Regions from separate parts of the Homo sapiens genome. Here region 1 is linked to region 2. The links are chromatin loops, found by intact Hi-C in ENCODE. Cell type or tissue: body of pancreas. All regions are shown on one strand.

Region 1 (2,500 bases), 58 kb before region 2:
CACAGGCAACAGAGAAAAAAAGATAATTGGATTTCATCAAAATTTAAAACTTGTGTGTCAAAGGTCATTATCAAGGAGTAAAGGCTGGGTGGCTGGTGGCTCACGCCTATAATTCCAGCACTTTGGGAGGCCACGGCCGGAGCATCACTTGAAGTCAGGAGTTCAAGGCCAGCCTGATCAACATAGCGAGACCCCATCTCTACAAAAAATATAAAAATTAGCTGGATGTGGTGGCGCATGCCTGCAGTCTTAGCTACTCAGGAGGCTGAGGTGGGAGGATCACTTGAGCCCAGGAGTTCAAGGTTACAGGAAGCTATGATCACTGTACTGCAAGACCCTACATCTAAAAAAAATTTTTTATGTAAAAAGATAACCCAAAGAAAATATTTGCATATATCTGATAAAGGATTAATATCCAGAATATATATAGAACTTCTAAAACTAAAAAAAAAAAACAAAAAAAAAACTCAATTCAAAAATGGTCAAAGGACTTGAATAGACATTTCTCCAACGAAGCTATTCACATGGCCAAAAAGCACGAGAAGATGCTCGACATCACTTGTCACACGGAGACACTGTTCCACACGCACATCAGATGACGAGCATCAGCCACACGGAGACACCGTTCCACACGCACATCAGATGACGAGCATCAGAAGAAGGAAGACAAGTGTCGGCGGGATGAGGGGGAGGATGAGGAGAAAGGGGAGACTTTGTTGACAGGAAGATAAAATGGTGCAGCCACTGTGGAAAGGTCTGGCCTCAAAACTTAATCATGGAATTGTCACATGACCTGGCCTCATAGGTATTTATCCAGAAGAACTTCTTCTTACTTTCAGAAGAACTGAAAGTAAGGACTCAAACAGGTATTTGTACACCCACATATACAGCAGTGTTATTCACAATAGCCAAGGCTGGAAGCAACCCAAGTCTCCACTGATGGATGGATGAATGGACAGAATGTGGCCCACCCACACAGTAATTTTTCAGCCTTAAAAAGGAAGGAAATTTGGACATACAGTACAATACTGAATGAACCTTGGGCACATAGTGCTAAGTGAAATAAGTCAGTCACAAAAAGATAATACTTTATGATTCCACTCATAAACTGTACCTAGAATAGTCAAATTCAGAGACAAAGACAATGGTGGTTGCCAGAGACTGTGGAGAGGGAGAATGAATGGGGAGTTAGTGTTTAACGGAGAGAGTTTCTGTTTGGGAAAATGAAAAACTTCTAGATGTGAATAATGGTAATGGCTATACAAGATTGTGAATGCACTGAGTGACACACCTTAAAATAGTTAAAACAGCCAAGTTTATGTTATGATATTTTACCACAGTAAATATAAAAGAGAGGAAGAAAGTGGAAGACAGAATTCTTTTGAAGAAGGAAAAGGGGCTGGGTGCAGTGGCTCAAGCCTGTAATCCCAGCACTTTGGGAGGCCAAGGCGGGTGGATCACGAGGTCAGGAGTTTGAGACCATCCTGGCCAACACGGTGAAACCCCGTCTCTACTAAAAATACAAAAAAAAATTAGCTGGGCATGGTGGCGCATGCCTGTAATCTCAGCTACTCGGGAGGCTGAGGCAGGAAAATCGCTTGAACCAGGGAGTCGGAGATTGCAGTGAGCCAAGGTCCCGCCACTGCACTCCAGCCTGGCGACAGAGAGAGACTCCATCTCAAAAAAAAAAAAAAAAAAAAAAAGAAGAAGAGGGAAAAGGAAAGTAGGTCTCTTTTGTAATTGCTTCCCTGATGCAGACTGGGATCTCACAGCCAAAGCAGTGCCCAGAACTCATACACGCTGACAGACGTTCCACACGCGGACAGACCTTCCACACGCTGACAGACGTTCCACACGCGGACGGACCTTCCACACGCTGACAGACGTTCCACACGCGGACGGACCTTCCACACGCGGACGGACCTTCCACACACTGACGGACCTTCCACACGCGGACGGACCTTCCACACGCGGACGGACCTTCCACACGCGGACAGACCTTCCACACGCTGACAGAACTGAGCCAGACAGCACTTCGAGCCCAGTTCTGGGACTAAGATTGCAGGGAGATTCCAGCAGAGCCCCAGAGCCAGGCAGAAGACGGGGGCTGCGTCTGCCAACAGGACCCACTAGGGCAGTGCCCTTCGTTCTCAGGGGAGCAGCCTCATGCTCTCCGCAGAGGAGCCCGCCACCCACAGCCAGGGCTGCTCACTGGCACTACTTGCCAGCACCGCCTGCCCCTTCCTCTCCTCAGCCACCTGGAGCATCATGCAAGCCGTCTGCGGGATGGAGAGGCACTGCCCGCTGGCTTTGACAAAAACTGCCAGGTTGGCCTTCTACTGTGGACGACAGGAGCTTCTCTTTTAGCCATTTTATACCTAATAACCACCGTGTAAGTTCTATGTTGTTCAGTCAGAACATGAGAAAGGAGGTAGACGTGTCACTCTATTCCATCAAACCGGGTTAGAAATCCGCCTTCTGCTTTCAGGGCAATTCTACG
Region 2 (2,500 bases):
TGGTAGTAGTGGTCCCCCAGGCCCAACTGTCTTTTCTTCTATCTCTTTGCTTTATGTCTTTATTTCTACGATCTCTCGTCTCCGCACACAAAGAGAAAAACCCACAGGCCCTGTAGGGCTGGACCCTACACTGTCTCAAAAAACAACACAAAACAAAAAATAAAGCAATTATATTTATTGTAATTTATCCAGCATCTAATTGGACTGTAATGGGACAGTCTGGTAACAGCATCTAATAATACTGGAAGCAAAGGTCCTTCCCTCCCTTTTTCATTTTCTACTTAACTATGTGCCTTGAATGGCAACTGTGACAGCATAGGAGAGACGGGCAGCTCCAGGCCCACTCCTTAACAGGTACATCCTAAGCATCCACCCCTCATCCTCTGCCCACTGCTCCCCCGGCAACATCACAGCCTCCTACACTCTCCCACTGCAGGATATAAGCCTTCTTTTGCCTGTGCCCTCCACCTAAGATTCTGTCTCAGGAGGGCAGACTTCAATCGCTTTCTTATCATTCCCTCAGCATCTCATTCTGTAGCCCTTGATTTTTCTAGGGAAACTTCTTCCAAGCCCTACTCCCATCATCTTCGCTACATACTCCAAGTGCTTTGATGCCTACCCGGGAGAAAGCCACCTCTGCCCTCCTATCCAGGCGTCCCCCGCTCCCCTGTCCAGGCATCCTCTGCTCCCCTGTCCAGGCATCCTCCGCTCCCACATCTCAACCAGAAAGTGGGTCAGCATTCTTCTAGGTGCCCGTGAGTATTTCTACACTAACTTAAGCTTTCATTAAAAAGCCTCCATTTTTTATGCTTTTGTTTCTGGCCAAGACGGAACAGACCAGATTTACTTCCCATCTGCAACAACTAAAAAAAAAAAAGAAAACATAGGGAAGCAATGGTTTTCAAGACACTAGACACTGGACGCCAGGCAGTGAAGGGTCCCTGAAAAAAGGAAACAAAAGACAGGAGGGAGCCCTGTAGTTGTCCAGCTTCTGCTGGAAAAGCCAGGCCACAGCCCAAGGAAGAAGAAGCAGTGGAGGCTGGCTGGCAGTCTCTGACTTGAAAAATCAAAACTAGGAGTTCAGGCAGTCCAAGGTAGCTCGAGTTCACAGGCAGAACACCAGAGGGCAGAGCTCACAGCAAATGCTGAAGATCCACACAGGACACCTCCCACTCCAGTCTCCAGCCAAGCACTGATCAGTGCATGTGTGTAAGGAAGGTATTCAAGCCAGGGAAAGCATCACTCAAAAAGATGAGAGGGGCCGGGTGCGGTGGCTCACACCTGTAATCCCAGCACTTTGGGAGGCCGAGGCCGGTGGATCACCTGAGGTCAGGAGTTCGAGACCAGCCTGGCCAACACGGTGAAACTCCATCTCTACTAAAAATACAAAAATTAGCTGGGCATGGTGGCGGGCACCTGTAATCCCAGCTACTGGGGAGGCTGAGGAAGGAGAACTGCTTGAACCCGGAGGCTGCAGTGAGCTGGGATTGCACCACTGCACTCCAGCCTAGGTGACAGAGCGAGACTCCATTTAAAAAAAAAAAAAAAAAAGATGAGAGGGAACAATCCTCAAAGCTCACGCAGAGCCTATTCCTGCCAGTTGCAGTGGAAAACCTTGTAATTCACAAGGCTTTGGACGTAATGCTCAGAAGACGTTTGCCTCAGTGGCAGAGCAAAACTAGCCCTAGACTAAAAATTACTAGGGTTCCACCTAACAAAGCTGAAATGCAAGACCTATCAGAATCAAACTGTTTCCAAGTAATTGAACCTCATCCCAGAACAAAGGTCAAGAATATTTATAGGAACACAAAAATGCTCAGTATCCAACAAGATAAAATTCACAAAGTCTGGGCATCTGATCAAAAAGTTCTAGGCATGCAAGGGAGCAGGAAAAGAAAAATCATAAACCATAATGAGGGGAAAAACAACACAAAACCAACCCAGAAATGACACAGATGAGTTAACAGATAATGCTGGTACAGGGGCTCATGTCTATAATCCCAGCTACTCAGGAGCAAGGTGGGAGAATCACTTGAGGCCTGGAGTTTGAGGTTGCAGTGAGCCAGGATTGCACCACTGCAATCCAGCCTGAGTGACAGAGCAAACAGAACACTGTCTCTAAAAAAATAATAATAAATAAAGAATTGATAAGGACATTTAAATGGTTCTTTTTTTTTTTTTTTTGAGACAGAGTCTTGCTCTGTCGCACAGGCTGGAATGCAGTGGTGTGATCTCAGCTCACTGCAAGCTCCGCCTCCCGGGTTCATGCCATTCTCCTGCCTCAGCCTCCCGAGTAGCTGGGACTACAGGCGCCCGCCACCACGCCGGGCTAATTTTTTGTATTTTTTAGTAGAGACGAGGTTTCACCGTGTTAGCCAGGATGGTCTCGATCTCCTGACCTCATGATCCACCCACCTCGGCCTCCGAAAGTGCTGGGATTACAGGCGTGAGCCACTATGCCCAGCCTAAATAGTTCTTATAAGTGTATCTCATGCCAGGC

Evidence for each region. Hi-C counts contacts between places; a loop is a spot of excess contacts. Peaks named below come from ENCODE experiments on the same cell type or tissue, not always from the same donor. Only the 100,000 strongest peaks of a DNase experiment are listed, where the experiment ranks them.
Region 1: it touches region 2 in a loop (1.9-fold over the local background); 1 of 110 quality-filtered maps calls a loop at or near these places.

What each region holds. Positions count from the first base shown.
Region 1 is chr22:50,423,837-50,426,336 of GRCh38, reverse strand. All of the region lies in intron 10 of PPP6R2 (protein phosphatase 6 regulatory subunit 2), which reads right to left. Among named protein-coding and RNA genes, the nearest start is that of MIR12114, 18 kb to the right of the region's middle. In body of pancreas, no CTCF peak of the experiment used is centred here; no DNase peak of the experiment used is centred here.
Region 2 is chr22:50,365,363-50,367,862 of GRCh38, reverse strand. All of the region lies in intron 1 of PPP6R2 (protein phosphatase 6 regulatory subunit 2), which reads right to left. Among named protein-coding and RNA genes, the nearest start is that of PPP6R2, 23 kb to the right of the region's middle. In body of pancreas, a CTCF peak has its summit at 1,107 (motif pointing right); a DNase peak (open chromatin) is centred at 1,142; H3K27ac peaks cover 857 bases.